Linked DNA regions of Mus musculus: all the other regions are linked to region 3. The links are chromatin loops, found by intact Hi-C in ENCODE. Cell type or tissue: left cerebral cortex. All regions are shown on one strand.

The links. Hi-C counts contacts between places; a loop is a spot of excess contacts. Peaks named below come from ENCODE experiments on the same cell type or tissue, not always from the same donor. Only the 100,000 strongest peaks of a DNase experiment are listed, where the experiment ranks them.
Region 1: a loop joins it to region 3, with 4 times the contacts of the local background. A loop is called at or near these places in 3 of 42 quality-filtered maps.
Region 2: a loop joins it to region 3, with 1.9 times the contacts of the local background. A loop is called at or near these places in 2 of 42 quality-filtered maps.

Annotation. Positions count from the first base shown.
Region 1 is chr15:58,660,825-58,668,824 of GRCm38, reverse strand. Fer1l6 (fer-1-like 6 (C. elegans)) reads right to left here. Exons shown (of 41, transcript NM_001370912.1): 40 at 7,972-8,000; 41 at 3,738-6,117. The coding sequence ends at 5,931. Among named protein-coding and RNA genes, the nearest start is that of Gm36451, 68 kb to the right of the region's middle. In left cerebral cortex, a CTCF peak has its summit at 4,893; DNase peaks (open chromatin) are centred at 94, 3,258 and 4,995; H3K27ac peaks cover 296 bases.
Region 2 is chr15:58,567,948-58,575,947 of GRCm38, reverse strand. It overlaps Fer1l6 (fer-1-like 6 (C. elegans)), which reads right to left. Exons shown (of 41, transcript NM_001370912.1): 12 at 6,734-6,842; 13 at 4,393-4,576; 14 at 2,239-2,359; 15 at 599-699. Among named protein-coding and RNA genes, the nearest start is that of Gm36451, 25 kb to the left of the region's middle. In left cerebral cortex, no CTCF peak of the experiment used is centred here; DNase peaks (open chromatin) are centred at 3,798 and 3,990.
Region 3 is chr15:58,820,409-58,828,408 of GRCm38, reverse strand. It overlaps Tmem65 (transmembrane protein 65), which reads left to right and starts at 4,982. Exons shown (of 7, transcript NM_175212.4): 1 at 4,982-5,566. The coding sequence starts at 5,281. In left cerebral cortex, a CTCF peak has its summit at 4,786; DNase peaks (open chromatin) are centred at 4,776, 5,434 and 5,891; H3K4me3 peaks cover 3,929 bases; H3K27ac peaks cover 2,360 bases.

The DNA of each region.
Region 1 (8,000 bases), 160 kb after region 3:
CACAGGGATGCAGCGACTCCTGCTGCTCTTGATCTCACAGGCCCCACTGCTGTGCTGGGAGGGGGTTTGCAGAACCTGAAGTGGCCAATGCTGGAGCCGAGCCAAGAGACAGAGAGGTGGGAGGAAGGGCAGAGTCCCAGCTGTTCAACTCCAGAGAATTCGAATCAGGCAGGGAGGTGAAGATGGCTCCCTTCCTTTTGTTTGCTTGGTTTTGTTGTTGTTGTTTTGTTTTTGAGCTAATCATCACTTGAGTCTGAACCCAGAGGGAAAAACACCTTGTTCCAGAGAGAAAAATATGGCAGCAGCAAGCGCCACTGTCCTGCTGATTTTTTTTTTTTTTTTTTTTTTTTTTGCAACTGGACACAAGCAAGAATCATTTGGGAAAATGTTACCACCAGACTGGTCTGTGGGCAACCCTGTGGGACATTTTTTTTCTTTTTTAAGCCTGATGTAGGAGGGCCCAGACCACTGTGGTTGGTGCCACCCCAGGAAGGTGTTCTTGAGTATTTAAGAAAGCAAGCTGAACCTTGTGAGTTTCTCTGTCAGAACATGGGTCTAGCCTTCTTTCCTCGGTCCCAATGTCCAAGAAGACTCCACACCTAAAGCCATCCTCCAAAGTCATACTTGTGACACTCGCGGTTTCCCTCCAACGCCTTGCTTCATGCCAGCACCTAGTGGACCCGTGCAGCCTCTCCACCTCTTCACGGTAATTCTTACCCAATAGGAATTGGCTCCCGGCTGTTAGAGGAAGAGACTAGGGCTCAGAGAGCTGAAGGGACCAGTAGAAATAGAGGAGTTAGGGCTCAAATCTCCAAGCCTTCTTTGCCATGGGCTCTGGGAAGAATGGATCAGCCCTTCTGGAATCAGGCTTATTATCCAACCCTACAGTCCTGGCCCAGCATAGCTTCTTACGTGCAGGTTGCTGCCCTGGGTCACACCGGAGTCAATAAGATAACACTGGATTGTGGGTTCTCCCTTAGAGCATTTGAGCCTTAGAGATAAAAGATACACTTAGCAGCTATTTATTGCCCACCTCTGCTCTGCTGCTGCCAGTGATGGCAGGTTCCTAGGGGAAGGACCTCAGGAGCTCCAATCTGTTTTCCATATGGGCTGTTAAGCTAATCTGTAAAGCTTCTTGTTTACTGCTCTTCCAATACAGACTAAAGTCCTTGAAGACGTGGCTCCAGCTTAATGCTGCAGCCCCGCCTTAGACTGTCTGCCCCTCATGGTATTCTCGGTCTCCTTCAGACTCCTCCATGGCCTCTGCCACTCCTTCCACAGGACCTCTGCATGTGCTGTCTTCTATTGGGAGTCTTTTATTCTTTTCTCTCACATCCTCCCTTGGCCATTGCTTCTCTGAGTGTCTACCTGGTATCTGAGCCTGTGAGGCTCTCTGTCTCTGTTCCCAATACTTTGCCGTTGCTTAGTACTGGGGGTGTGTGACTGATTGGTCTATGTCTTCCTTCCATGCTTCGTGTGCTTGCCCAGGGACTTGTGTGTTTTAGTGTTCCCAATGCTCTCCATGCAGCTAGCATGAGGTCTAGATTTAATAATTATCTGCTGCTACTAAAAGAATAAAGTCAAATGGCCCCCATTGTGAGGTGGATCTTATTATGTCTATGTCTATTTGTGTGTCCTGTATTATTGTAGTTGTTAGGGTCAGAGTCTGGGCTCTGGCAGCTCTCACCAGCTAGGGTTGGCCACCCATTCTCAATAATCAATTAAGGAGACAAATAATGGAGAAAGGAGAGAATGGGGCATCATGCAACATGACCATATTAGGAAGAGGAACAAATAAAACTGTCGAGTAACCACTCAAGTCCATCTTCACTGGCTAAAGTTTAAAGACAGAGCAAGAGGCATACATGACTAAGCTGTCCCAAGCTAGTGTGGCCTAGCCTTCTACCACTGCCCAGCATCTGTCCTGCAAGGTGGTCTGACAAGCTGTGATGTTTCTTGCTGATAAGCAAGATCTTACTCTGACTTGGCACCAGGCTTCAGTTTTCTCCTTGCCCCAGGTGGAGATTCCTGGAGAAGTTCCAGCTCGTTGGGGATCATTGTTTGAATAGTCTGAGAGCACAGGTGTCTCTCTCTAAAATATCTTTTCTCTGGGCTGGGGAATTGGATCCCCATCACCAATGTAAATGCAAGGTACAATGGTGTATATCTTTAGTTTTGGGGGGAAACAGAGACAGGTAGATTTCCAGAGCTTATTCACTGACTAGCCATCCTAACTGAATTGGTGAACTTTTGGGTTCAGAAAGAGACCTGTGTCCCAAAAGACAAAGATGGGAATTGATAAAGTAAGACCTCTTATATATGTGTGCATGCATACATACTCATGTGCACACATTCAATTACATGCATATTGCGTCCCACTCGACCGGCAAGAAAGACGCAACAAACTGGAATCTTCCGTGGCAAAAGCTTTATTGCTTACTTCTTCAGGAAGACCCCGAACCGGGAAAATGGCACCGCTTTTATAGCCCACAGCGTGACGTTTCAGCACCTGATATGGCGTGACAGCTCCTGATTCGTTGCTTGCCCATCACCCCACTATTACACTCCGAGAATGGGAGTGACTAGGAGTGAGTTCACTCTCGAACCTGCGTACAAGGCTTGTTTACTAGTTAGGCACAGCGGAGGCCAGCACCATCTTATAATGGCGATTGCTCGCGGCACGGCTCTCCACAGCGATTACTGGCAGCACCCACAAGATTGCTCGCGGCATGGCTCTCCACACATGCACCTGCATGTACATGGCCACACACACAATTACATGCACCTGCACATATATGACCACATACACAAACATGTACACACACATACACTCACTGTGTATACCAATTTTAAAAGGTAAACAAAATGGTTTCTCTTTGGCCAGGGTGTTTACAGCAGAAGAGAAGAGCAGACTATCAAATGATTTCAGGGTGTGATGTCACATTAGGTATCCAGTCCTGTAGCGAGTTTGTGTTTTTCCCTGGGACTAAGTTTTCCAGCACTGTTTGGGGGTGAGGGAATTTACATGTTATTTAATGAGATAAAATGCATTCTGAAATGGATTTAAGCTAGAAGAAAGAGAGAAAGGTGGGGGCTCATGACAACTTGGGAAATGGGTATTCTTTTTTTAAAAAAACCTGTGACTCTCTTTAGTACTGGGGCTGCATAATTAGGCAGAACATTATTTTGTTTAATTTTTCTTTGTAGGACAGGCCATATGTGATATCCTATGTATAGAACACCAGACATGGCTGATGCCAAAATTATCCTTGCTTACCAACTCCATCTCACACATTTCTAAACTCTTCCTCAGGCTTCTGCCGCCAGGCTTTTTGGCATCTGGACATCTTTGGATACCGAGGGGAAGTTGCTGGACTCTATTTGACTTAGAAGGATGTCCAGATAATTTTCTTGCTTGCTTCTATTAGGTGTTTCAACAATTTGTATTGTTCTGTCAAGAGTTTACCTTTCAGAATTCACTAGAAAACACCTGCCCATACATTTACATTTATTTAAAAATAGCACGCCTCTTTCCAACAACACCAGAAATGTATGCACTTGTGAAGCGCGTTCGCTGTTCAGTGCCTTTCTTGGAAGAACCATTATTTGAAGATAGAACAGTAATTTGGGGGCAACTTCTAGGATTCAAATCCTGTGGTAGTCTGGCCACACGTATTAGCCCTGCTGCATCTCCAATTGTCCAGCTTATAGGGAGACAATAAATATTTTTAAGTGAACAGAGGTAAGTTTATGTTTATTAACTTTTTACATTAAAATACAACATGTTTATTAAGGAGGTTTTAGGAAAAATAGAAAAATAAGAAGGCAAAGGAAAAATTATACTGCTTGGATAATCATTGTTCATGTGGGTACATTTCTCTAGACATTCTTCCTTCATTGTATATATATTTGTATCTACAGTATGCTGTACATAGTTTTCTAGTACATACACATATACCTATAGTGAATTTAGTACACGTGCCTGGTGATATTAAGCACTCTGACCTACTCATTAAGGATGGGGTATGCACATTACCACACCGTGAGAATGGTACCACAATGCACATTACCACATCGTGAGAATGGTACCACCTACACAGCTGTTCGCATTAGGAAACACTACCCAGGTAGCTTCTATTTCTCAGCACTTCAGGAAAACATGATGGTATAATTGCCAGAGCCGGAGCATTCAGAGACAGCACTGACTGAACAGTGCTTAAGTCTAAAATCAATCTTTTGAGACCGAGGGTCTGTAAATCAATGGTGAAGTGCTTGCCCCGCATGTACCAGGCTCTGGGTCTGGGTTTGAATATCAGTGCTACAAGTTTGTGTTTCTGTTTTGTGATGGACCAGGAACATTCTAGAATGATTTTCTATGGAGATGTAAGCACTTTTGCCTCTAGAAAAGCTATGCGATAGTATTAAAATCCATCTAAGAAGCCAAGCATGGTAGAATAGGACCATAATCCTAATATTTAGGAAACAGTGGCAGAGAGGATCAGGAATCACAGTTATTCTTGACTGTAAGAAGTTTAAGATCCATGCAGACTATAACAGATCCCAACTTTAAAAAATCAGGAAAAATAAAAGTCAGAGTCTTGATGCTTTTAGTATCAGGAAAGGAACCCAACTCAGTTTCCCCAGTACCACTAAATGGCCCTTTATGACAGAAGAAGAAAGGTTTGTGGGGACAAACATCCCGGTTCTTTGATTTCCTTACTGTGTCTGTGAAAGGAGGCCCCCAGTTCAATCTCCACCCCAGATAGGACAGAATCTAGGGACTGTGCTGTGGAGCCCAGAAGTTTCCTTTCGAGGCACTGGTGCCATCTGTCAGGTGAATACGCTATCGCTTCTCAGACTGGTTTTTCCACTCTGTACTTGAGACTCACACTAGAACCTGGCTCACCTGCTGGGCGGGTAAGGGATGGGCAGAGGCAGCGCTGGGCATTCATATCACAGTCATGTGACCAGTGGGGACAATGACACTTGGTGGGAGGCTGTGGATCTAGCAGATGAGAATTCCCACTGGGTGGCAGGGAGCTTGCTCTGACTTCCCACACACACGTAATTATAGTTCATATGTCTTATGACAAATTGCAACCTCCATTTGGAAACTTCCACAGAGCAAATTAGAGTGAACTTCTCATAGCTCACTACTGCTAGGACACATGTGTGGTTGACTTTGAAGGTAACCTGGCTGTATTTTTGTCTCTATAGGGCCGTGGTTCTCAACTTTCCTAATGCTGCCACCCTTTAATACTGTTCATCATGTTGTGGGGACCCTCAACCATAAAATTATTTCTGTTGCTGCTTCATAACTGTAATTTTGCTACTGCCATGGAATTAGAACCACTGCTATAGGGGAATTTCAACAATGAACTATTTTACATGATTTAAACACATATTTTGCTAAGCCAGTTTGACAGCCTGAAAGTGGCTATGTCCTAAAACCCTGAAGACTAAATCAAGCAATTTGGGGGACATGTTAAATAGCTAGTAATTTACTAAATGCTTTGAGTCCATTTACTAAGACATTTGGTTTGAAATGCAGTGCTTCTAATAAAATCTCAGACCCAGAGTTTAATCTTTTAAAAATAGAATCTATTACATGAAGAAAAGGCTCGCTGAGGTCAATTTGAGGTCACTGTTCATTAGCCTGGAGTGAAAGACTCATTCAGATTACTTGTGGGCAAAAATCAGACTTGGGATTTAGGGGTTTAAAAGATGGTAGCAGGCATTGGGGCAGCGAAAGACTGCCAGAGTCCAGTCTTTCCTGGAGAAGACCTGATTTGTCATCCCAAGACACAGGAAGGCTATTGGGTCCTAGGAGTCTATCCCTTTAGATTCAGCACAGTACCTCTCGCAGCACATGATCTTAGAGGGCCCTGTATAGAACAGAGGGGAGCAATCATGAAAAAAAGATCTGTGTCCTACGAGCCACCCACGACGATCCTCCGGCTGATGGCGCCTGGCAGGGTGTAGATGAAGAGGACCAGGAAGACGATGAGGATGATCAGGATGAAGGCGATGATGATGTACTTCTTGTAGTTCTTCCAGATGAGGTGGTACAGGCACTTGAAGGGGCTCACAAACCACGAGAAGGAGGTGTCTGGGCGGCTAGGGAAGGAATCAGGGAAGGGGGTCACGGTCAATATCCAGGAGTCAAACTGCCAGGAATCACTTCTGTCTTCCTGGGGACCCATAGGAGGGGTCTGAGAGTAGCGGGGAGCAGGGGAATATTCCCCTGAGAGCAACAGAAGTGGGACCTCTCACTAAGTAGTCTGTAATGACTCTTGCATGGTGTTAAAAGGTGCTCTGATTAGAACCAGAGCCCGTTAGAACCCACCCTGAAGCCCACACCCCCCATCCCTCCATCTGTCCTGTGACCAGATCAAGCCCACCTTCTGCATGTCTTGATGGTCCATGAGGAGCACTTGCCCTAAATTCCTGCCTCACCTTGACTGACCCTCTTTCTGAGCACAGCATAGTTGGCTTCTCTTCCTCTAACTACTTTATGAGTCTCTGTGCTATGTGTCCTAAATAAGTGAAAAGCTGCTGGCAGTCAGAGTCTAGGCTTCACGTTTCTTTTGTGCCCTCCAAAATATACATATTTTTTAAATTTTTATTTATTTTTTAATTGAAAGGATTTTTCGTGCAATATATTGTGATCACAGTTTCCCCTCCCCCAACTCCTCCCAGATCCTCTTCACCTCCCCCCCACCCAACTCCATGTCCTTTCTTCCTCTCTATTTAGAAAACAAACAGAAAAAACAAACAGAAACAAAACAAACAAACAAACAAACAACCAAAAAAGTCAACCCAAACCTGGAATCAAAACCAACCAACAAACAAAGAAGTAAGGCACAGAAAGACACAAAACATCCGTAAAAACACAAAATTAGAATCTGTAATATACAAGACAAAAAAAAAATGCCTGAGTATAGCAATATGAAACAAAAAGTCCACAAAATGAGCTCTTTTTGTGTTGCCCAACTACTGCTGGGCACGGGCCTGCCCTCAAGTGTGGTTTATCTACCCAGTGAGACTCCAGTGGAGAAAACTACTTTTTCTTTTGCAAACAGATGTCAATTGTAGAGAGTTTCTTGGTCAGTCTTGGGAGCCTGTGTCCACTTTTCTCTCTCAGCCCTGGACGCTGTGTGGACCCTGTGTGGACCTTGTGTGTGTGTCTCTGTGAGCAAAGTGTTTTAGACAGATGTTTTAATAAACAACTTTGAGTTAGCAAGGAAGCGCTGTTATGTTCCTGACACTATGAGAGGCACCAGATGGGTGTAGAACAACATCAGGCACCCGGGGTCTGAGGCGATAGGACAAATGTGCATGATTCCGAAAGGCATTTTATATGCATATTTCATGAACATTCAGTTCTTAATGGCTATGTAACCAAGAATCAGGTACAATAAAGTTCCATCATTTTTAAAAATAATTCTGATTCTGGCTATTTTTAAAGAGTAATGACGCATGAAAAAGAAAATGTTCTGATCATATCGAAAAAACAAAACAAAGCAAAACAGAAAATGACAAAATTAAGTTGATTATCTGATTGTGGGTGGTGACCAAGTTGATAATGGGCACTAAGCCCATGGAATATTATGCCCTCCTCAAAAATATTAACTAGAACTATGACATTGAAGGAAAACTTTTCAAAAAAAGGTGTGAAAATGTTGTCAATCATCTATCAATCAATCAATCAATCAATCAATCAGTCAATCTATCTATCTATCTATCTATCTATCTATCTATCTATCTATCTATCTATCTATCTCCAGAGCATGTTACAGAAGGACTTGCTCCATCTGCGGTCTGTGATCTTTGGGGCACTTTTCAGTTATAGAAACCGTACACTACACAGGTTGGACGGCACTATCGCCTGACCCCCGACTCCTGAGTTCTGTGTGCAGGAACAGGAAAGCCTGGGCCCCATGTTTCCAACTGCAGGCCAGCCATACTCACTTGGGCTTGGCCAAGGGCTCGGGCTCCTT
Region 2 (8,000 bases), 250 kb after region 3:
CTTTGCTTACATGCATATATATATAAATACATGCATATGTATATATACATACATATATACATGCATACATACACACACATGTATATGTGTATGTGTATATGTATATGTATATATGTATATATGTACACACATGTAGCAGAATATTGGGTATTCCTACTGCCTGTCTACTGGGTTTTACCTTTGATATAATTTAATCTCCACTCACTTTTTAGTAAGTCTATTTTAGCAAATTCTTATTTTTGCTTGTCTTGACTGAGTTAGTTTCAGGATGGTCCAAGTTGCTCCCATGGGGGCAAGCTGCCTCCAAAGGCCCCAGAGAGCCCTACCTTCCATTTATCCTGCTACAGGATCCCCTTGCTGTTAATGTGACTTGGTGTTAATGCTATGAGGATTTTTTCCCCCTTGTTCCATGTGTATCTGAGCAGTGGGTGTGTCCCGTTTTGGCTTCCCCCTCCCCTTGGCTTCTTAGTTGTTTTAAGAGTGTTGCTAACTGATAGAGCACTGTGACGAGCTCATCCGATGCACATGAGCGTAGCTGATTTCTCAAGGTCACTAAAAGCTGAGTTCCTCGGAGCGCATCTCTGATGACGTCACCCACCTGCTTTGCGTGATGAAGTCACGGAGTGCAGTCTTCATCTTCTCTTCTGGCGCCTCCTGGGAAACCTTGACCAGTTCCCTCACTTCTTCTATGCCTTCTTCCTGAAGACAAACCACAGAGCCATGGGACTTGTATAGACACCATTGATTGTCACATCCCAGAAACAACAGCTGGCTATCTTAGTCTCTGTGGTTTTGGAGACCGGAAGTGCCCCTTTACCTTGGTGAACTTGGCCTGGAAACACAGCTGCGGCGTTCCCACTTTGATCCCTCCTTTCCGTAGGACCAGATGCGCATCCTCACCCACATTACTCGCAGTCATTGTGCCCCAGATCCGTTCCTATCTACCTAAGCATCATTTTTTGTCACTCACCTTGAGGAAAACCTAATATTGTGAGAAATATTTCATAATCTTAAATTTTATATGTAATTATTAAGTAACTTCAAAATCAATATTTAAGTCAATTTTATAGAGTAATAGAATCCTACTGACACTAAATACATACTTGCTCTTCTGAGTATGTCAGGTTTGGGGACAGGGAATGGGGCAGGTTGACTGCAGCAGTGACTATTGATATACATAATAATTTTACATTTCTCTTTGGGTCTAAATTCTAGGATTCTACTCAGAGAAAAATGGGGTCTAAGGGGAATTGCTCATATTCCCACTGCTCTGCTAGAATTTACAAAAGCTGCATTTCCTATCACCTGCCAAAATCCAGTGCCTGCTGACTCAATCTCCAGTATCTGAGGAACAGGCATCACAATGGAGTAAGGATTCAGGCTCTGGCTTGGGCTACCTGGGTTCTAATCTCCGGTGCCACTTACTAGTGAACTAATCTCATTATGCAGTCTCCTCATTTATAAAACTGGAAACTAATGGGAACTGTCTACACTGCCATCATAAGGGAATAAATAAACTTAGTCATGGAGGCCACGAAGGCCTATTGACACTGACCACTCTTCTAATTCCTTGCTCTCTTAGTGATGAACTAAAACTACTCTGTCTGAAGAAGAAACAAGACTAGACTTACAAAGCCCAGGGCCTCCACATTTTGTGAGCCGGCTACGCCTCTCAAGTTATCTTCAGAGTCTAGTTACGCAATTCCTAGAATCCCACAGCAGGAGGCATTGTTTTGCTTTACAGAAGCCAAGTTATGGAACAAAAATGAGGGAGGTAGAATTCTGTCCTTAGTGTAGGCTCTAGAGGAATAGGAAGTTAAGACAAGAGTCATCTGGTGGGACCTGTGGACTGCCAGTAAAGGACTAGGGGATGTCCATCCCAGTGAGGCATATGGGATGGGGAGGAAATCTGAGAGTAGGAGAGAGGACTAGTTAAAGCCAGATGTCAACTCTGAGATGCCTTCATGCTCCTGCCTTTGGGAGATGTTGGATCAGCCTCGTGTTAGGTATTGTAAGACTAAACGGCAGATTTGGTTAGTTTGGATTCTGATTTGGGTAGTTTGATTTGAATTCCAGGGGTTTTACAAAACATTCTCATTCCTCTGGGTCCACATGGTAGAAGCTTTGAAATGCAGTAGTCCCCAATTCAGTGTTACTTAACCTGAGGTCAAGACCCTGGTTGAATAAAAAGGCATATCTTTGTCCCCAGTTTCCCATTCTATCTATGAAGCCACCTACCAAGAGGTCAGCCATTTTTTCCAGCATGTTGGACCAGTGCAGTCTGAATGTCTGGTCTCCCCAGGAACTGATGAAGGAGACACAGGGCTTCTTGGCACCAAAGGGCAAATAGTTGTAATTTCTGTAAAAGGTACATTGGGTGCAGAAGTCAGTAGATAAGGAGTGGTTTTCAAGGAATTCCGATTTGTTCACGTTTCATGTGTTCTGTAGGGCTGCAGAAGAGAGGGTATGATAAAACTACTAATCCCATCCTTAGTCTATAATTGGAGACCTGTGAACAGTGAACGCCGGTTATGTGGTTACCATGGAAATGATTAAGAGTTACCAATAAATCAAGATGGCGACACACATCTGATTCTAGCACTTGAAATGAGAGGCAGGAGGAGAATTCAAAGCCATCCTCAGCAACAAAGTAAATTCAAGGACAGCCTGGGCTGCATTTGAAACTCTCAAAATAAAACCAACCAAACAAACAAAAGGAGTTCCCCCCAGACATAGGACAAAGTTTTAAAATTACCATTAGTGTGTAGAGTATGTTGGAAAAAAACCTTCCTCAATGAAGACTTAAGTTGATAAAGAAAAAAGAGCAAGATTCCTTTTTAAATATGTGCATTCTGAGCACATTGTATTGACCTGCTGGTATAACAGATGAGAGTAAAATTTTTTGGAGAAAAGTAAATTATATGACCAATGGGGATAAAGGCATATATACCAATCTAAATCAGTACTTGGTAGCTTGATACCATTCTTTTATCCGTTTGTCCACTCATCCATTCAATACTTATTCTTACCAGGCACTGGTGCCTTGTTTGGCTAGGAAGGACTAAGAGGTATAGCCAAGCAGCAAAGATGTGGAGCCCCCAGGAATGTGGTGGTGGTGTGTGTGTGTGTGCATGTGTGTATATGTGTGTGTATATGTATGTGCTATGGGTCTGTGTGTGCATGTCTGTATATGCTATGGGTCTGTGTGTGCATGTGTGTATATGTATATGCTATGGGTCTGTGTGTGCATGTGGGTATCTGTGTGTGTGTATGTGCATGTGTATATGTGTCTGTGCATGTGTGTGTATGTGTATTTGAACACATGGTCACCAGATACCTGCACTGTTTAGGAAGGTTGGAGACCTTTTGGGAGGCAGAACCTCACTGAAGGAAGTGGTCACTGGATTTATTGCTTGACTCCCTTCCTGTCCTCTCTCTCTCCTACCTGACAGTAAACATGATGCGACCAGCTTCCAATCCTGCTTCATCATGGTGGACTGTATCTCCACGAAATATAAGGGGAAATAAACCTTGTGCCTCTAGTTGCTTTTATCAGGTATTTTTCTCTTAGTAACAAGACATACAAGGCCAGAATTAAGGACACAAAAAATACCTAAGATTTATACTGGCCAGAACTTGTCACTTACTGGCTTTGGACAGGAAGGAAAAGTAGACCTGGGGCTGGAGAGATAGCTCAGCAGTTATGAGGGTGTACCACTATACAGAGAACCAGAGCTCTATTCCAAGCATCCCTGTGGGGTGACTCACAGCCATCACTCCTGCTACAGGGGATCTGACACACTATCCTGGATTCAGCAGGCACACTCACGCATGAACATAGCTCCCCCACCCCCACTCCCACCCCCACATATGCATATAACTTAAAATAAAAGAAATCTTTAAAATATGGAAGAAAACAACTGACAATCTCCAACAGTGGGTTGGAAGACTGGGAGTGGAGGGATCTGTCTAGAGGTGGCAAGCTGGGAAACAAATGAGTCTGGTGACAAGCTGCCCAGATGGGGACATCTAATCTGCCCGATCTGGAAAGAGGAGCAGTGGCCAAGGAGACAGACTGGGAAGTCAGTTCCTAGGGAAATGTCTGGACTGCTTTAACCTGACACTTGTGGAAATAGTTTTCTCTCAGGTCTAACAGAGCATCATGGCTGCTCTGCCTTTAGATGAATTCCCTGGGCGTGTCTCTGGGGGGGGGGGGGGCTAAGGACTTACTAGAGTGGTAGTTACAATGCTTTTCCTGTTTGCAGCTGGTTCCAGCACTGAGATGAATTTGTGTTTCTTATCTTACTGAAAGCTGGATGAAACCGTCCCAGGAATTGGCAAAAATTGTCACCCAGCAGAAACTTTGCTCTCACCTGCCCTGTCTCCTCCTACCTGTTCCCGTCTGTCACCAGAGGCTTCTCTGGGTGAGTGGTGGAGGCCATGGAAATGGCACTGTCCTGGGCCACATCTTTTTCTCCTTCGTGCAGCAAAGGAAGGACGTCCTCTTCAGTCAGCTCAGTCGATTTTTTCTTACTTCCATGATGAGACCCTCCATCAATCAGGTTCCCAAAGTTACCTTCAGAGACAAGAGCAATGGGCTGAATGTCAGTGAGTGGGATCAGTCAGCTTAGCATACCCCACATTCTCTCACAGCAAGGAGCTAGGATCAGTCAGCTTGGCATACCCACACCCTCTCACAGCAAGGAGCTAAGATCTCAAGATAAAGACAGAAAGAACAACCCATGGAGAACAAGAAAACTGATTGACAAAGTCAAGAATTCTTATTTTCCTGTTCATAAAACGTACACAAGTTGCAAGTCAACAAAGATGGTTAAGGAAAAAAAATCCTCTGAAGGTTTTAATTTTATTAATTTATTTTTAATTTTATTTATAGCCATTTTTTTTTACCTATTTTAATTTTATCACATTATTTTGTGTGGGTACATATATCTATGAGTAAGTGTGGCAGTCGGAGGACAACATGCAGGTGCTGGGATCTCTCCTTCCACCTGTGCATCCCAAAGACCAAAGTCAGGTGATCGGGCTTAGCAGCAAAATACTTTGGCTTTCTGAGTTATCCCCGCTTTTAACAGCTTAGTGTATACCGCCTACCAAAATTCGCCATGGAGACTTGATAAATTATCATTCTGGATGTGTCATTTGGTAATCAGATTTTATTTCCACACACACACACAAAATATTAGGAACCTTCTCAAAACTGCTTCTTCTCTAAGAGAAGTGTGAGTACCCAAAGATGATATCATGTTTTTAAAGGGTGAGTGGGTGTTGGAGAGAGAGGAGGAGTGGGGGAGGGGAAATGTTTTCATGTAAGAGAAGGTCTCTCCAGTAAGAGAAGGTCTCTCCAGCAGGCACAGGGACAGATCACTGCTCCAGCTGGCCTCCTAGAGCTGAAAGGAGGAATGGTCACTGGCCCCATCCCTAACCCAGAAACCATTTCCAGTTGATAACCACTTTCCTCCAAGGGAGTCTCACTCGGGAAACAAATAACCCTAAGAGCAGGCTGCATGCCCAGCAGTAGATGGCCACCAGAAAATGAACTCCGTGGCAGCTTTGAAGCCTCCTTGTCTCATGATGTCACATCAGAGCTTTACCTTTTTAAAATTCTTATTCTTAAAAATGTTTTTATTTATAAATTATTATTTTATATTTTATCTATATAATTTCTCTATTGATATTTTATTTTTACATTTTTATATTTGTATTTTTTATTTAAATATTTTTTCTTTATTTCTACTATAGGTCCTTTGTGCATATAGAATAGCTTCCAGCTTAATATTTTTATGGGCTTCCTGACTGTTCAAATGAGTTGGTGTCTGTCTCTTGTGCCTTCTCTTGACCAATTCTGATGTGTTAATTTTTATCATATCATATCATGTCATGTCATGTCATATCATATCATATATCTCTTAGCATCTTGTTTGTTTTCTGGTAAGAGACAGAAAGATGGTGGATCCAGATGAGAGGGGAGGTGGGAGGAAGCAGGAGGAGGAATCAAGGGAGCAGAAATCATAATCAGGATACATTATGTGAGAAAAAACATTTATTTTCAGTAAATCAATAAAAGGGAAAAAAAAGACAAGGCCTCTCCTGTCAGAATTTTGTCCTTCACAGTTTTAATAGACATCTTCATCCTGTGAACATGCAGACATGGGACTCCCTGCCAGGCCTCCAGCTGTGTAGCTTAGGACTGCATCTCATCTCTACTTCCTTCTGCTCTGTTGCAACATAGCTGCCGGGACGTGAATCTGCTCTTCTCTGATGGAATTAGTGCTCTTAGCTGAGCTGCTCCTTAGCCAAGGAAGATGGCTGGGGACTATGGCTGTAGTCTCTACTGAATGTGTGACGTATGGCATCAACTCTTCAAATCTTGCAATTCTGGAGGAGTCATTATATTTCCTATTGTATACACGAGGAAACCAAGCCCCAGAGAAGTGAAATCATCCCAAAGTAATGGAACCAAGATTAGTAACCCAAGTCCCTGAATCCACACCTATACTGATTACTGTTTTCTTTTTGTGTGTTTGTTTGTTTCTAAAAATCTATAGGGATAAATCTACTCTTTATGTGTTGACACTGGGTACCCAGAGAAGCATCCTTTCTGTTTGAGGTCCTGACTATCATCTCCACCACAGTACAATCACCTTATGTAAGGCATTCGTTCACTTCTTCAAGAGACAAACACTCCCCAAGCCCTACAAGTGTCTGCACTCACCAACAGAAACTTCAAAGCTGATCGGTTTGTCTCCAATCTTCCTGTCAATCATGGTAGCTTCAAAAAAGGCTCCGAAGAGTAAAAAGTCCTCATATTTTTCCGGTATAATCTACAGAGAAGAAAAAAAAATTGCTAGACAGATCTGGCTTCCTTTCCTCTCTAGAAAGCCAAGTTAGTGAAACTCATTTGGTCTGCTACACTTCGTAGACGCCTGAGTCTCTGTTACAGCTGGAAATGCCATGCCTTGCCACCAAGCAGACAGGCAGAATCATGGCCAACAAACTCAAGTCCAAACTCAGCTAGCCACTGGTCAGTCTAAAATGACACAGAATCACGCTCTGAACTGCTAGCTTATTATAAGTCTCCTTATAAGCAGTCTCCTTTCACACAAAAGATGAGCTTGGTGTGTGTCTTCCCAAGTTGCTGTTTGAGGGTGGGAGGCAATAATGAGCAGGTGTTTGGATCCAGGAAATTAAAGATGAGATACTGAGAGTCATAGCACTGGACCCTTACACATGAGCGAAACTGTATGGCTTAGATGCAGTGCTCATATACATTTATTAAGGTTCCTTATAACAACTTTGAGTGCTGGAATCGAGATCATTCCCATGTGTTCTTTGAGATTAACATATGCTAACCTGTTGCCTTGGGGCTGATCCACAGTCAACGTTCACTTCCTTAAATAATTAGTGTGGTGGTTTGAATCGGTTTGGCCCCCATAGGCTTGGCCCATGGGGACTGGCATTATTAGGAGGTGTGGCCTTATTGGATGGGTGTGGCTTTGTTGGAGGACGTGTGTCACTGTGGGGGTGGGCTTTTAGGTCTGCTAGTGCTTAAGTGTGGAAGAGTCTCCTCCTGGCTGCCTGCAGAAGATAGTCTCCTCCTGGCTAACCTCAGATGAAGATGTAGAAATCTTGGCTCCTCCAACACCATGCCTGTCTGCACACTGCCGTGCTTCCTGCTATGATGATAATGCTATAAGCCAGCCCCAATTACAATGAAATGTTTGCCATTATAAGAATTGCCTTGGTCATGGTGTCTCTTCACAGTAATAACACTGTAGGGCAATTAGGAAACTCATAAAAAGAGGGAAGTGTTAGGCATAGCAAAAGCTTCAATCAATCCTGTGTATCTGGGGTGCCGGACACACTGAAAACTATTGGAAGGGATCCACTTGTATCTGAGTCAGAAATGCTTTTATATTGAAAGGACATTAGAGCTCTCTACTCCAACCTCTAGTGTTTAGCTTTATAAAATAAAGTGCAAA
Region 3 (8,000 bases):
CCCCCCCGCCTTTGCTCCTGTGCTGCGCTTTCTCCAGAGAGTGTAATTATAGATAACAAAGGGCAAACATGTCAGCTCATACCCGGCTGGTCATTAGTTGAGTGTCTCTGGGACTTGTCTTTTTTATCTGAGCTTTATCAGAGATTACACAAGACTATAATTGTCCTACAATGGGTGTTACCAGTAGGTGTTCAGTTTAGGGATGACATATCTATCAATCTAGAGGTATTACAATTCTTGCCTTTATTTTTACTTTAATCTACACATTGCTTAGGATTGAACCCAGGGCCTTGTATGTGTTAGGCAAGCACTGTGCACCACTCAGCTATATTTTCATCCGGAGAGGAGAGGCATTCCTTTTGAACTTCTTGGTATTTAAAGTTTACTCATTTTCTTTCGTTTTTTTTTTTTTTTAATTTTATAAAAAACAACATTTAATTGAGGCTGGTTTACAGGTTCAGAGGTTCAGTCCATTATCATCACGGAGGGGAACATGGCAGCATATAGGCAGGCATGGTGCAGGAGGAGCTGAGAGTGCTACATCTTCATCTGAAGGCTGCTAGAAGAATACTGACTTCCAGGCAGTGAGGCTAGGGTGAGGGTCCTAAGATCACGCCCACAGTGACACACCTACTCCAACAAGGCCACACCTATTCCAACAAAGCCGCACCTCCAAATAGTGCCACTTCCTGGGCCAAGCACAAACAAACTATCAAAGCGGCTCTTCCTATCTTATTTCACCCAGAAGTTTACTCGTGTACAAGACACTTCTCATGCAAACCATTCTTTTAATCTAGTTTAACATTTACCCATTTATTCTAGGTGCAACCTGCCTCATAAGTGTCTTGCTTATGCATCTATTTTTTCCTACTATTATACATACAAAAGGCAATACAGTAAGTCCTCAAACAAGCAAGTGCATATTAGATCCGGTTTGTAGTGTCTCTCTTATCAGCTAAGGCAAATCACATGGCTAAGCCTAGAGTTAATATGCTGAACTACACAAAGCCAGAAGATAACAACAGTTTAATTCATTGGGAGTGAGTATTGACAATCTACTACTTTTATTTTAAGGAGAGGGTCTTGTAATGGATATTTTTGGTTGCCAACTTGACTATATCTGGAATGAACTACCATCCAGAATTGGAAGGCACACCTGTGATCCAGATCTTGAGGCCAGGAGACATAAGTTTCTGGCCTGGATCTTGACATGGAGATCTTGAGGCATAGTGGCTATGAGTCCCAGGAGACTAAGGCAAGGAGATCTCTAAGTTCAAGGTCAGCCTGGGACAAAACAAGTCTCAGATCTAGTCGTGGTGGTACACATCTTCTGCTGGAGACCTACATAAGGACATAGGAAGAAGAGACGACTAGGACCTGGTTTACTGATGGCTCTGCATGATATGAAGGCACCACCCAGAAGTGGACAGCTGCAGCATTACAACCCCTTTCTGGGACAACCTGGAAAGATACAGGTGAAGGAAAATCTTCACAGTGGGCAGAACTTCAGGCAGTATACATGGCATTACAGTTTGTTTAGAAGAAGAAAAGGGCAGATGTAGGACTGTTCACTGACTCATGGGCTGTAGCCAGTGGATTGTCTGGATGGTCATGGTGTCTGTTCACAGCAGTAAAACCCTAACAAGTTGGTGCCAGGGACTGGGGTATTGCTGTGATAGGCCTGACCATGCTTTTGTTTGAAAGAATGTGGATTTTGGGGCTTTGGAATTGGAAAGCAATGGAATGCTTTAACTGGGGCTTAATGGGTCATGCTAGTAGGAATATGAAAGACTTTGTTGCTGAGAGTGATTTGAATTGTGCAGACCTGGCCCAAGAGGTTTCAGTGGAGAAGAATTTCAGTACACAGCCTGGAGACTGTTATTGTTTTGTTTTGGTGTGGTATTTTGAACATTCAATGCAAGTTTTATAACGGACAACATTTAATTTGGGCTGGATTACAGGTTCAGAGGTTCAGTCTATTATTATTAAGGCAGGAACATGGCAGCATCTAGGCAGGCATGGTGTAGGAGGAGCTGAGAGTTCTACATCTTTATCTGAAGGCCACTAGGAGAAGACTGGCTTTTAGGCAGCTAGGACTACGGTATTAAAGCCCACACCCACAGTGACACACCTACTCCAACAGGGCCACACCCACTACAACAGGGACACACTTTCTACTAGTGTTACTGCCTAGGTTGAGCATATACAAACCATCACAGGTCTTTTTTTTTCTTTTTTAATTTTTTGAGACAGGGTTTCTCTGTGTATCCCAGGCTGTCCTGGAACTCACTCTGTAGACCAGGCTGGCCTCGAACTTAGAAGTCCACGTGCCTCTGCCTCCCAAGTGCTGGGATTAAAGACACGTGCCACCACTTCCTGCCACCATCACAGGTCTTACGTAGCTCACATTGGCCTTGAAGATGCTATGTAGCTAAAGCTGGCTTAGAACTCCTTGATCTTCCTGCCTCTGCCTTCCAAGTGCTGGGATTACAATTGTGCATCACCATGCCCTGCTTAACAATGTACTATTAACACATTTAGGCAATGACTTATAAGTGTATCCATCGGGTTCTGAGAGAAACGGAACCGTGTGTGTGTGTGTGTGTGTGTGTGTGTGTGTGTGTTCCAACAATGGCATCTGTATGCTGCAAAGGTGGAGAACCCAGAAGCCACTCAGTACTGTAGAGGGCACCGGTAATCACAGATAAGCACTGGAGAAAGTAGGAATGTTAATCACACAGCGTTGTCTCCTCAGTGGAGAAAATGTATATGTTTTCCACCAAGAAGGCTGAGAATGTATGTTGTTAATAGCCTGGAGATCTTTGCTATCTATAGGGCTATCCTAGATTCTTTCTCCCTAGACCTCTCTTTGTTTCTCAGTCAATAGAACCCATCCTTAGAGGAGGTGTCATGTGCACTTCATAACCTGGTAACCTTTGTTCTATCTGTATGACCAAAAGCACACCAGATCCTAGGCCCTTAAGCTAAACAGCCCATCTTCATGGTCGAGGTCACATGAACTTTACACATTAGTTTCAGTGTAGCTTTAAGCTTTATTGTGCAGGTGGGATTGGGATAATTGTTACCAAGAAACTTTTCCAAAATTGTACTTTATTTAAATAAGTCTAAAATAAACTGGTCTGGTGTCAGACTCCAGAAGTCTGAATCAGCACCAGCTGACTGCTGGCTGAGCTGAGGCTCTGGTAGTTCATTTCCCTGCTGCTGTAGAGCTTGCAGGACCCTCCCCCCCCCCCCCCCCCCCGCTCCCACAACACACACACACACACTGTACATGAAGCTGGATTTGGCCACAGTCCAAATCTGGTGCTTGGGACTTGGAAGAGTCCTGAAGGGTTTCTGGTTGTCATTCCAGCTCAGAAGGCTGTAGAAGGGAACAGTGGTGTCAGTGGAGGGCAGCAGTAGGAACAAAGGTGGACACGTTCTCTGGTAAGAATTGAAGGCAGTGTAAAGAAGCAATATGGGAATTTCAGAGTTTCGAGGAGTCCTCTTCTTCTCTAGGCCACCCGGCAGAAGGTGCCACCCACTCTAGGGGAGGGTCTCCCCCCCCCCCCCAGTTAGCCTCCCCCCCCCCGTCCCCCCTCCCGTTCACTCTTGAGGACATTAATTTTAACTGAAGGGTTTATAAAAGTACAGCTGATTGGACTCTCCGACATACTTTAAATCATCTCTGGATTACTTATAATAACCAATACAGTGTAGGTGCACGGAAATAGTTGTTACACTGTTCCATTAACGGAATAATGAGAAAGTCTGCAGATACATCTTTTTTTTCCAAGTACTTTTGGTCTGAGGTTCATTGCATTTGCAAGTTCAAAACCACAGCTGTGGGACTGGCTGTGCTGTCTTACGTGCTTATAGCACATTCACTTCATGCAAGGTTCTGAGCTGCAGCAGTGGTTACGATAAGGAGGGGATTTGGATCTTGATTACACTTGAGTAGATTTATCGTCTAAGCAGATTTATTTTTCTAAGATAGGGTGCCTAAGTGTCCTCAGATAGGTTCAGATAAAGCAGTGATCTTCCTTACAAAGAAGGGAACGTTTCATGAAGGAGGTGACATTTGACCCTGGCCTTGCAAATATCTAGGATCTGGGCAAGAGGGATGAGTCTCTCCTCCGCGTGGCACCAAAAGAGGGACATAAATCCCCAGAGACCATTCGATAAAGGTTTATGACATTCTCGCCCTGGCTCCAGAGTTGACAATCTCCAAGTAAACAGCTGTCGGGTCAGGGAAGAGTATTCTCCTCCCCAAATCTTAAGTCTCAGCCTCACACCCTCCTCTTTTTGGGACGGGTTGAGCCGGCCCTGCCGCCTTCCCCAGGGTGCTGCCAGAGAGGGCGTTTCAGCGCCGCACTGTCTGGCCTCGGTGGGCACTCTCTGGCTTGGCGAAGGGTGCGGCTCTTTGTGCTTCATGTCCCGCAGGCCTGGGCTGGGTGCGGTGACCCCACGAGGCTCTTATCCATCCGGCTGCTCCTCCAGGGCCGTCCGAACTCCAGATTTAGGACGGTGCTTCGGAGAGCAGTGCGGGAGCTGCACCACCCCGCCGGGCATCCAGCCCTGAACTCTATTTTGCTGCTCTCTGCCGTGCATTTAACACAGGCGGATGCCGTCTGACGGGGTAAGCACCCCTTCCTTTCCTTGCCACGCAAAGGAGTGGGTGGAGACTCCAGGATGAGCTCCCTCCCAAGCGGCTATGCGCCTGCGTGGCCCCGCCCAGTCCCCGCCCAGTCCCTGCCGCCCCGCCCTCCTATCCCGGGCTCCGCCGCTAGGGGTGGCGGCTGCGGCTCGGGCCTGATTGTCACGGCGCGGTTGCTTTGAGGGCGCAGCAGCCCTACCGAGTGAGGCCGGCGTGAGGCCAGAGGGTGGGAAAGCGGTCGGCGGCGGAGGGCGGCGCCGGAGGAGGGCGGCGCGCGGTGACTCATCCCTCTGGAAGATCAGACACGCTCGCCGAGCTCGCCCGCGCCGCCGCTCCTCATCCGGGAGGCGCCCGCCCGCCCGCACCGCCCGCCCGCTCCGAGCTCCCGGCCCGGCCGCGGCGCAGAAAGTTTTCCCGGGCTCACGGCCTGCGGGAAGCGGAGCGGGCACGGCTGGGAGGCGGTCGCCGCGCGGGCCCGCCGAGTGCATGGTGTCGGGCGCCCGGGCCGCGCGTCAGGAGGACCCGGGGCGGGGCCGGGCTGAGCCCAGCTCCTGAGCCTCTGTCCAGCTGCGCCCCGAAGCCGTCTTCCCTTGGGACCGCTGCGGGGGTCGCGCTCCAGCGCCATGTCCCGGCTGCTGCCGCTGCTGGGGAGCCGGACGGCGCGCAGCCTGAGGCCCGGCCCTGCCGCCGCGCCCCGCCTGCCGTCCTGGTGCTGCTGCGGCCGGGGACTGCTGGCGCTCGGGGTTCCCGGCGGTCCCCGGCTTCTGGGCACACACCCCAAGAAGGAGCCCATGGAGGCGCTGAACACGGCGCAGGGCGCGCGCGACTTCATCTACAGCCTGCACTCCACGGAGAGGAGCTGCTTGCTCAAAGAGCTGCACCGCTTCGAGTCCATTGCCATCGCACAAGGTAAGCGGGTGGGGCCGCCTGGGAAGACCTACTTCTCAGACCCCTGTCGCCTCCCCACACTCTGCCCCGCTCCTGGCACGGCCGAAAGGGGAAACTTTCCACCTTCCGAGTGTCCCCAAGACAGGACACGAGCGGATCGTGCCAGGTAGTTAGGGCCGAGCTTGGCTGGTGCCTCCCTGGCCGTGGAATTTCGGAGCTTCATCCTGAAATGTCAGCTGCCTCTCAGGGTTGTGTTTTGGTTTGTCCTGTGCCTCCTCTCTCCAGCCCTCCATTCCCTAAGCCTTTGGTGTCTTCCTGAGACCGTGTACCCATGCAGGTGGCATGCCCTGCCTGGTCTAAGAAAGTGCCAGGAACTGGGCAGGCAGCCGGAAACTTTCTTGAAGGTGTGTGGATGTCCCCTCCCAAGATGCTCTTGGTTTGTTATATTGCTTCTCACATTTGGTTGTGAAATGGCCCAAGGAAAGATTGTATCGAGCCAGCAACTGAGTGTGTACTGGAAGTCTGGAGATTCAAATTGAACTCCAGAGTTTGTTTCCTTGGAGTTTGAAAGAATGAAGTGAGTTTTTGGGTGGTTGGGGCTAAGAAATCTGTGACTTGAAAATGAAAAGCACACTTCTACTTAAAAATAATTGGGAAAGGATGAAAGGAAAGCTATTTTTAAACAGACACGTTAAGATAGGATATTTTTAAAACAAGTGCGGAATGTGGTAGGTCAGAATTTGAGTGTATGTGAAAAGGCATTGAAAAGATGCAAAGACTACAATGGATTCAGTCTTTAAAGTTTTTTTTTTCTTGCTATGTAAATTCTGTTGTATACACAAAAACACAGCTACTCTTTATGTGACATTTGGATGTGTTAGGAAGTTTTTAAATAGTTGAAGTTGGTAATATAAAGTATTATGTAAACATTCTGTAAGTTCTGAAGTATAGAACACTTCAGCACTGATTCGGAACGTGGCTTTCAGGCATCTTGAAAGGTTGCATTTGGCCTGTGCACGGGAGGAAAGCAAGCTCTTGCCTGATATTAGATTACCTTTACAACTTAAGAGACTTTTTATTGGTTGTATCCTTTACTACTCTGATTTTTTTTTTCTCCCCAGTTTAGGGGATTGTGAGCCACTATAAAGTAATGGATAATTTCAGGCATTGCTTACCCACAACACTTTTTCAGGAAAATGCAGTATTCCAATCAATTCAGTTAGTAAATCACAACATTACAGAAAATCATAACCGAAAACTAGCATACCTTTAGTCTATGTGTGGCTTAAAAAGACTCAAATTCTGAAAAAGTTCTCTTTGAAAACAATATAGACAGGCGTATCTTAGAAAGTCAGTTTGTGTCGCTCAGGTGAGGCTGTAAACGTCATTTTCCCTTTTCTAAAGCGAGGTCTTGGAAATTCTACATTGTCAACATGGTATAAGATTGGAGGATCCTTTGAATATAATTTTATAGCAGTTATTGAAATGCACGTTTTACAATATCAATACCTGACTTGCTAAATTTTATCTATTTTGCACATACCAGCAGGGTATTGGGTAGGAGTGTTAGATTTTCTAATGAAGACAGTGTTTTAAAATCTAAGATGGTTTTAGCTATCCTTGGAAGGACCTAAAACCTCAAGTCCATGGAGGTCATTAGCATCAATAAAACTTAAGGATCTAAATTATTTGAGGAAGCCGTTGGTCATTTAAATGTATTTGTTCAGGAAAAAACAAAGAGAGGTAAATCTATAGGAAACAATTTGGCGGTTTAATGTCTCCCCTTTATAAGCTAAAACACTTCAAAGTTTGGACATCTGTCTTTCTTTGTTGATGCTTCTGGCTAGCTTCCGAGTCAGTGACACTTAGAGGTGCTGCTGCGTCAGTTTTTAGCGTGCCTTGGTGCCCACTTAAGTTTTATTCCCAATCACGTAGTTAAGGGGATAACTAGACTTGCTTAGTATATTACCTTGTTCACCAATTACATAAGGTAAAAGGACCTCACTGCCCTGGGAATTCTTGTCCCTCATACATACTATTCTAAAATCAGTGGGTTTCTTGGTTTGTTTTAAATGAAAACCTCTCATGTTTTCTTTACCCTTTTCAGCATTCTTGTTTTTCTTCTTCTTCTAATACTTTCATCACTTATTTGTGTGTGAGCATGCTACTGCATGCTTGTAGAAGTTAGAGAACAACATATGGGGGTTGTCTGGTTTTTCCTGCCAACACACTGGATCCAGATCATCAAACTCAGGCCCTTAGGCTTGGCGACAAGTGCCTCACTAGCAGGCCATGTCATCCATCTTAATTCTGTAAACTACCAACTAAAGCACTAAATGTAGAGTACTAGCTATACTTTCTAATGACATATTGTCCCTGGGCAAGGGCTGGTTCTTACTATAGGAAGCCTGTGTGTCCTTGGAAAGGTGCTTAAGGTTATCCTGGGAAGCATTCA